Regions from separate parts of the Mus musculus genome. Here region 1 is linked to region 2. The links are chromatin contacts, found by Hi-C in ENCODE. All regions are on one chromosome and are shown on one strand. The core of a region is the stretch at or near the end of the contact, and the rest is flanking DNA. Distances in the headings are between cores, read along the strand shown. Region 1 holds the start of Smc2 (structural maintenance of chromosomes 2). Region 2 holds the start of Rnf20 (ring finger protein 20).

Evidence for each region. A loop is a pair of places that touch in the nucleus more often than their neighbours do.
Region 1: a map of T-helper 17 cell shows a loop between it and region 2 (3-fold over the local background). The contact joins the promoter of Smc2 here to the promoter of Rnf20 in region 2. A Hi-C loop is called at or near these places in 4 of 37 maps with a recorded cell type or tissue (ES-E14, T-helper 1 cell, T-helper 17 cell and 1 more).

Annotation. Positions count from the first base shown.
Region 1 is chr4:52,436,455-52,441,042 of GRCm38, reverse strand. Smc2 (structural maintenance of chromosomes 2) reads right to left here and starts at 1,822. Exons shown (of 25, transcript NM_001301412.1): 1 at 1,633-1,822; 2 at 620-842. The coding sequence starts at 787. It overlaps Smc2os (structural maintenance of chromosomes 2, opposite strand), which reads left to right and starts at 2,079. Exons shown (of 2, transcript NR_045175.1): 1 at 2,079-2,391.
Region 2 is chr4:49,629,411-49,634,193 of GRCm38, reverse strand. It overlaps Rnf20 (ring finger protein 20), which reads right to left and starts at 2,134. Exons shown (of 21, transcript NM_182999.2): 1 at 1,983-2,134; 2 at 1,682-1,829; 3 at 784-940. The coding sequence starts at 912. It overlaps Gm45952 (predicted gene, 45952), which reads left to right and starts at 2,242. Exons shown (of 2, transcript NR_168526.1): 1 at 2,242-2,339; 2 at 3,331-3,536.

The DNA of each region.
Region 1 (4,588 bases), core at 573-3,072, 2.8 Mb before region 2:
TATAGGTGGAACAACAATATGAACTAACCAGTACCCCGGAGCTCTTGACTCTAGCTGCATATGTATCAAAAGATAGCCTAGTCGGCCATCACTGGAAAGAGAGGCCCATTGGACTTGCAAACTTTATATGCCCCAGTAAAGGGGAACGCCAGGGCCAAAAAGGGGGAGTGAGTAGGTAAGGGAGTTGGGGGGTGGGTATGGGGGACTTTTGGGATAGCATTGGAAATGTAAGTGAGGAAAATACCTAATAAAAAATTAAAAAAAAAAAAAAAAAGAAATGTGGGAAACTAAAAAAAAAAAAAAAAAAAAAAAAGAGCAGGTATGGACTGAGAACAGAGACTACCCAATATAACAGTGCTGGTATGCTGGTATGGGTGTTACTCCCAACAGCTTAGGAGGACAAACCTCAGGCAAGGCCTCTGTATGTATCTTTTCGTCTGTCTACAGGATGAAACAGTAATAGTATTTGCTTAAACGGCTGCACTGCAACACAACATAACTCACATGAAGTACAAACAAAACACATGAAGTACAAACATGCAAAGAAAGAAAACCCAAAGTCTCCACAGATTAACAGATTCTCTTGCCAACACATAAGTCAGAAAAGCTGACACTTTACCTGGGACAGGTTGGAGATGCCTAGGAGAAAGCATATGGAGTCCAATATGTTGGATTTTCCACTACCATTTAAACCAGTGATCGCATTGAAGAGGGGGTCAAAACCATTGACTTCAGTCCTCTGTGCATAGGACTTGAATCCTTCGAGAATGATTGATTTAACATACATTTTCTAAACTGTCTTGGGTTAGTAAGCCTGTTAGGCAACAAGCTACAAGTCACGTCTGTATAAAACAGAAATAAGATCATTTATGTAGAATGTTAAAAACCCTCAAATCATAGTAAATACGACAGGATACACAATAACGTAAAGTAAAAAAAAAAAAAAAAAAAAAGAAAAGAAAAGAAAAGAAAAAATACACCTGCCAAACTACTTTTTCTCCTAAAAACAGCTGGCTCAGATTTTAAAACATCCAACCGTTAGCCAATGCCGGTAAGTTAAACCATTTAACCTAAAAATCATCTTTATCATTACTGTCCACTTTCCTAGGTTCGTGTTGCACTACAATACTGTAGTTAACAGAGACTACTAATTATTTCCCATTTCATTATCCTTGCCACAGACGACACTGGACTGAATACTCTTTACTGCACACCACTTAGCATACATCTTACAGGAGTCCTTCATGGATCTCCCTAATAGCACGCACACCCATCCTCTCCTTCCTTTTTCCTCCACAGCAGTAAAAGATGACATCAGTCGGCACCGTCTTTCCAACTCATTCTCGGTCCCGTTGTGCTTTTTTGCCTACATACGACCTTAACTCTGTTTACACTCGACTCTCAGAACCCGGGTAGTTAGTGAACCTTAAGGGCGAAGTGAATCCATTCTACTGCCTCGTTTTAAAATTCCGTGTTCTCTCGCTTGCCCAAGCCTTTCTCGATTCACCTTACGGATGAACAACAGTCAACATCTCTAATTCTCGCTTCAAGTCCCTCCTTGAGAATCTTGCCCACCCCTGTGCCTCATCTCCCGCCTGGACACCAGGCCGGGCCAAGAGCAGCACTACGCACCCGCCACAAAGCGGCTGGCCAGGGGAACCAGCAAAGTTCCAACCCGACGCGAAAGTGGACAGTGAGGCCACCCGACCTGTACTCAGGCGCTACCGGGCGAACGCCACCATCCCGGGCACCGCATCCGCTGCAGCCAACAACCGTGCCGGAACTGTTCCTTTGAATTTCGGCGCGAGCAAAGGACCCCAACTCCGAGGCGTCTGCGCTCTGTTGGTGCCTAGTATCTGCCTGACTGAAGCGCTTCCTCTTTTGCCCTAAGGAAAAACACAGAAACGACATAGCGACAATAAATAATAGTTTTAATATTGGAAGGTAGGAGACTATACCGTTTTGAACATGGAAAGCGAAAATGAAGATAGGTCGTGCTGACATCGCGTCAGGCATGCTCTGGGCAGCACCTCTTCCAGGTCTGGGCCTCGCGCGTTGCCGGCCCCGCCCTCTTTCTGGCCCTTTCAGGCTATCGGTCGGAGCCTTGGCTTCTGTCCGCAGGCTCCGCCCCCTCCCGGTCTACGCTCTTTGCTGCGGGGCGCGGCCGGGGCGGGCCGGGGCGGGGGCGGGCCGGGGGTCCCGGGACCCTTCGAGGATATTACAGGGTGGAAACCAACACTAGTGAGAAAAGTCCTCTGAGGCTTCATTTTCTACTAATTGAAGAGAAAGGCACTGGCTTTGAAAACACAAACCAAAACCAGTTCCAGTTTCCGGAGGGGACTGTAGGCCTGCAGTATGTGGAGTTTGGTGGAAGATGCTAGGCAAACGGCTGTAAGATTTTTTTTTTTTTTTTTATGCCGAAAACCTGTTTAATGATAAGCAGTGGCTGACGTACCGGTTCACGAAATGTTGCTGAAGCTTCTTAATAACAGTTTGTATTTACAGAGTTCTGTAGATCGGGTAGCTGTGTTTCAAAGGCTGTCAAGAATTTCCTCAACAAACGTGGAACCCTAGTGTTTCCTTTTGTACAGACGAGTTTATTGAATCACTGGGTTAAACGACTTATAAGTGAAGAGAGATTTTTGTTCCAGGCTGCCTAACTACAGAGTGTGTACTCCTAAACTTATTATCTACAACTGCTAATTTTACATTGCTAGTTAGAGCTGATCCCCATCAACTATGTAATTTAAAAAAAAAATGGTGTTGGGATTATTTATATTTAAGCATCAATACTAAGAGAAGGGCTTAGCTTTGTTTTTTTTATTGAAAATTTATTTTTTTTCCTACCGTATATTCCGATTAGTTTTCTCCGCCCCAACCTCTCCTAGAACCTCCTCCATTTCCACACTCACCCAAATCCACACATTTTCTTTTCTCTTTCTCATAAGAATATAAACAGACATCTAAAATGATGATGATAAAATAAGATTTTAAAAACAGAAGGACCAAATAAACAGGAGGGGGAAAAAAGCCAAAGAAAGAGCATTAGAGACACAATGAGACACATTCACACAGAGATATACACACAAAACATAAAAACAAAAGCAGAAACCATAATACATAATAAACAAAAGATTTTTAATATTAAATGGAAATGTTCAGACAAAGCAGTGTGAGACAAAAACCCTCTAAAAATACCATTAAGTTCGTTTTATGTTGGCCATCTATTGCTAGGCATCGGGAGGGACTACCCTTAAATATGGTTTGTACACCCAGACATCACTGGAAAAATGATTTGCTCTGCAGCAGTTATCAATTGGATATAGCTTCTGGGTTAGGATGGAGGATTGTTTCTATTTTCCCTCTCAATACTGGCTTAGAACTGCAGGTCCTGTGCATGCTGAAATTTACAGTGGTAGACAGGGAGGAAAGTGAAGATCGCCTTCCTGAACCTGAGAACTTCCTAGGCAAGCATTGGCAGCAGGTTCTCAAGTAAAAAGTGCCAGACTGCCTGGCAGTGGTGGCGCGCGCCTTTAATCCCAGCACTTGGGAGGCAGAGGCAGGCGGATTTTTGAGTTCGAGGCCATCCTGGTCTACAGAGTGAGTTCCAGGACAGCCAGGGCTATACAGAGAAACCCTGCCTCGAAAAACAAAGAAACAAAAAAGAAACAGTACAGTATCTATAATAGTATGCTACCTGCCTTCCTGTGGTATCAGCCTATTTGTCTGTGAAATTAGCTAACACCACTTTAATAAAGATATTTTGTCTGGTGTAATTCCTACTACTCTTGAACTCCAATGACTTGACTTATTTATGTTGGCTCTGTTGAATTATACATTTTCACCTTCAGCTCTGCTATATTCCTTTGATCACTTTTTTATGAATAAGGAATTTTGATTTTTAGACAAATCTAACATGGATTTTCACAAATTTTATTACTTGCTTGGGGGATAAAAATTTAAGACAGATATTAAGACAGACATCATTAGTATGTTGGCTACCTTAATAGACGAATAGCTAGATGATATCCTTAAGACAAATGGATAAAAATGTACAGGTACTTAAGTATTTAAGTGTACTCTTTTATTATGCTGTACTCATTATATAAAATGATAGGTTTCATTATGACATATTTCTATATGTAGAGTATGTCTCCTTTGCTCATATCACCCCTCCGTTATTGTCTATACCTTTTCTGTGATGCTAATCTCTTTCTTTCTAAGTAGTTTTGGGTTTTGTTTTTTGATATTTCTCTTTTTTTTCATTTTTAGTAGTTTTTTTTTAATTGGATATTTTATTTATTTACATTTCAAATGTTATCTCCTTTCCCGATTTCCCCTCCAGAAACTCCCTATCCCTTCCCCCCTCCTCCTGCTTCTATGAGGGTGTTCTCCCACCCACTCACTCCCACCTCCCTGCCCTCAAATTCCCCTACAAAGGGGCATCCAGCCTTCATAGGAACAAGGGCCTCTTCTCCTATGGATACCCTACAAGGCCATTCTCTGCTACATATACAGCTGGAGCCATGGGTCCCTCCATGTGTAGTCTTTGGTTGGTGGTTTAGACCCTGGGAGCTCTGGTTGGTTG
Region 2 (4,783 bases), core at 885-3,384:
TGAAAAATAAAATCAACTTCTCTGAACCTCAGCCTCAATATACACAAGAAACACAACTGGAAATTGTCTACACATTACAGTGCCTTGACCAAGTTCCAAATACAGAAACCCATCCCCACCAAAGCTTCTCGTGTCTAAAAGGTATTACTAACCATTAAACACACAATTCGTCTACCACATTATCTAGCCCAGTAACAGCTCACTCTTATGAGTGCATGCTATTGCTTTTACAACGTTTGAGCTCTTTACAAGGACTCCCATTTTGCCTCCATCATAACCCAATGTCACACACAGGTACTACAGATTCATTTCACAATCAAACGGGCACAGGACAGATAATACAGGCCATACAGCCAAGAGATATGGCAGAGAGCACGCACGCGCGCACACACACGCGCGCACACACACGCACGCACACACACACACACCCCGGGCACTGATCTGACTCTCATTCAGCACTAGCACTCTCAAAGGCTTTGCTAGGGTGCCTCTCAGAACACGGCACCTATTTTTCAGTAAGGGAAAAGTGCCAATTAACTATAGCAAAGACTACTGTAGTCAGACTCTCAATAAAATAAAATAAAATAAACACCACAGCTTGCAAATACAGATCAAACATAAATTAATACACCTCACTTCAAGAACTGACCACCACATCAATTCATCTATTTCCCTCTTCTTTGCTAATGCTTATCTCTTAATTCAAGAAGCTTCCATAAATTTCTACTTTCAGGAACAACTGACAGAAGCCAAGCACACTTTTGCAGCCTCGTTTTCTCGTACCGTTGAAGAGACACCTCCTAACTTAATTGTTTCCACGGTGGTCCCTGAATCTTCAACAGCTGTCTTCTTCTCTGGAGGCATAGATGTGCCCGGCTCTCCAGCTGCTCTTTTATTTCCAATTCCTGACATCTTGGTATAAGATGACAGTTATATTTTTCTGAATGAAAAAACAGAAACAAAAATAGAAAACATGAACTGAATCAAGATAAGCAGACATGCCACAATATAAAGTACCTGTATATAAAAACTAGTAATTTTTTTCAGGCCAACTCTTTAACCTAAATCAAATAATTCTACGACAAAACCCATCAACCCTAAATCAAGAGAGAAGGGGGAGGGGAACTGTTGAGGAATGGGATTGACAGGATTATAAATTTCTACACAAGATGCTAATAACAAATAAAATTCTACTCAAATAATAGAGAAGCTATGAATAAATTTCAGGATTCTCACTTCCTGAGATGCCAAAAACAAAAAACTAAAAGAAGGAGAGTTTATTTATGACAGAGGTTAAGGTTAAAGTATTAGGAGACTTGGGGCAAGAGACGTGGGAAACATTAGCTAAGTCATTAATCCTATACAAGTCAGTTATCTCTGAATCTCGGTTTCCTAAACGAAGGACAACAACATGTTGCTAGACTTACTGCAACAAATGGATGGCATAGTTATAGAAACAACTTAGCATAATGTCAGATGAACACTAAGCACCCAGAAATGCAAGCGTTCTCTTTGCAGAGCCTTGTAAACGCTCCCTGAGCAGTTAGTTCTCCAGATGTCAGACGTAGGTGAGCACCCCAGCGCTTCCTTTGGGGAGCCGGGCTGCCTTTAGAGACCGAACCTGCCAACAATCCCCGTTTCTTTATCTGTTCAGACGGGATGCTCTTTCAGTATTTCCTACCTGACTCTGGTTCCGAAACTCACAAGGAGGTGGAATGGATGCTAGATGGCGAGCACCGCGGCCATCAGGGGTCTACATCCAGCCGGCTTCCGATCCAAACTCCGGGACGAGGCGTCAATGGCAAGCAGCAATCTGGGTTGGACCTCGCCTGCAAAGAGAGGAGACGGGAGCTGAGGAGAGAGCGCAGCTTGACTGGAGAGCGCTGGCCGCTGGCTCCGGCGTGGCTAACTACAGGCCGGGAAGATGGGACCCGAGAGTCCTCGCCGCTCACGGCCCGGGAGCAGCAGACGACAGAGCAAACCTGGGCTCTGGCAACTCCCGCCGCAGGGAGCGCGCGGCTCCCAGCGCTTCTTCACGAAGGCCCGAGAGGGACTCCAAGGGATTCACTTGGGATCCGCTGCGAGAGGGACTGAGCTCCACGGAGGCGGAGGCACGGAGAGGAAGTAGGGAAAAGGAAAAGGAAGTTGCTTCAACTTTACCCGAGGCACGGCGAGGAGAGGGCGGAAGTGACGTGTGGGAGACCGCCAGGCGGAAGTGACGCGTGAGGAGGGGGCGCAGTCAGTTCTGCGTGTGCGCTGCCGCCTCTGTGTTGGGATGGGCGGGGACTGTTTCAGACTCCAGTCCCAAAGTGACCGGTCTCTTCAACGCGAAGCATTGTGTACGGTTTTTTTGTTTTTTGTTTTCTTTTTTTTAAGGTCCATTATTATTACTGACGGAAAGCGTTTTGTTTATGTTTTGTGTTGGGGGGGCGGTCCTATCTCATCCAAGCTGCTAATTGGTTGATGGTCCTGTCCATCTCCCAAAGGGCAAGCGCCCTTACCTGAGGTGTGGGTGGAGCACTCTTTAAAGAGATGAAATAGCCTGCGTAAAACTCAAGGAATTTGACCGATTTCTAGTTCTGTGTAGTTTCCTTAAAGGGGATTCCAGCACGGCGATGGTAGCACTCGCCTTTAATCCCAGCACTCAGGAGGTAGAAGCGGGCTGATTCCTCTGAGTTCAAGGCTAGCCTGGTCTACAAAGCGAGTTCTCGTACAGCCGGAGCTACACAGAGAAACCATGTCTTGAAAAACCAAAATAAATAAGCACATAAATACATACATACTATGCATAGAAACCCTGCCTCAAAATAAATAAATACTACACAGAGAAACTCCTGTCTGGGAAGGCCAAAATAAATAAGCGGGGTCTCTATTTAGCACTACCTGCAAATGACACTCAGCTGGAGAACTTTAGTCTCTTGTAGGGTTAAAAAGTCACCTTCGCCGGGCGGTGGTGGCGCATGCCTTTAATCCCAGCACTTGGGAGGCAGAGGCAGGCAGATTTCTGAGTTCAAGGCCAGCATAGTCTACAGAGTGAGTTCCAGGACAGCCAGAGCTACGCAGAGAAACCCTGTCTCAAAAACCAAAAATAAAAAATAAAAAAAAAAATAAAGCCACCTTCATCCCATCCCATCTTCCCCCTATGGATTCTCATCACAGGTTTGGAAACTACTGCTTTAGTGTTTGGAGAGGATAAGATACTGACCAGAGACACTGGGGATGGGGGGGGGGGGGTCGGGGGGGGGGAGGAGGGTGTTAATTAAGAACAAGTCAATTAGTCTGTAATCTCAGTACCCGTCTTAATATGATTTTTTTTTAATGTGTGCATAGGTGTTCGAGTGCCCACATGTAAAGCTCAGAGGACAACTTTTGGAGCTAGGTCGTACTTCGAAGGCTCGGGTCTCAAGGGCTGAACTCGGGGTGACAAGCACCTTTACCCACTAAACCATCTTGCCAGGCCAGTACCAGGATGTTTAAAATTTATTGAGCGTTGATATTTTTTTTACGTTAGAAATAAACTACATCATTCAATTTTACTAAATGCATTTTAATGATAAAAAGGCAATCGATCTAATCTGCCCTTGAAAAGCAGTGTGGCTTCTGAAATTGTGGCAAATTAACCAATGACAGCAGATAAAGGCACAGGGATGTAAGAATGGCTGCTATACCCTTTTTAAAAAATACATGTAAATATGTTTGGAGGAAAACCTAACCCACACCGAATTTCTGGCAGTAGAAAGAATTTGGGTGTTCTTGTACTTGATTAGTCTTACCTGTGCATGAGACAAGAAGGTTGTATTAGTCAGGGTTCTCTAGAGTCACAGAACTTATGGGTAGTCTCTAGTAAGGGAATTTGTTGGTGACTTATAGTCTGCAGTCCAACTCCCCAACAATGGTCAGCAGCAGTTGTGAATGGAAGTCCAAGGATCTAGCAGTTGCTCAGTTCCACAAGGCAAGCAGGCAAAGAGTGAATCTTCCTTCTTTCAGTGTCCCGATGTAGGCCTCCAGCAGAAAGTGTGTCCCAGATTAAAGGTGTGGTGTACCACCACTCCCGGATCTGGGACTTGCTTGTCCCAGGCTGACCTTGAACTCAGAGATCACCTGGCCTCAGTCTCCAGGGATTAAAGGCATGTACTACCTCGCCTGATCCTATGCTTTTCGTGGCCACTATGTCTCAAGATCTCCATGCCAAGATCCAGGTCAGAAATGTGTCTCCCAGCCTCAAGATCTGGACCAAAGGTGAGCCTTCGAATTCTGGATTGTAGTTCATTCCAGATATAATCAAGTTGACAACCAGAAATAGCCACTACAAAAGTCAACTGTGGAAAAACTTGTTTTGTTGGTGCCTTGGAGTGCAGTATCTAACCTGTTCCAGAGAAAATTTGGAGTGCAGTATCTAACCTGTTCCAGAGAAAATTGTCTGTAAATGAACTTGACCCTGCACTTGACCCTGCAGTGTGGTGAAAATGAAGTGTGAGAATTGTTTCTGTACCTTTAATTTTTTTCAAATCCTTTTTTTTTTTTTTTTTTTTTTTTTTTGGTTTTTCGAGACAGGGTTTTTCTGTATAGCCCTGGCTGTCCTGGAACTCACTCTGTAGACCAGGCTGGCCTCGAACTCAGAAATCTACCTGCCTCTGCCTCCCGAGTGCTGGGATTAAAGGCCTGCACCACCACTGCCCGGCTCAAATCCTATTTTTAATGGTAGGTCTTAAATGCTTTAAACCTTCCTTATAACCTACCACCCACCAGGGGTAATGTAAAAGGAAGGATAAGGGGCAGCGTG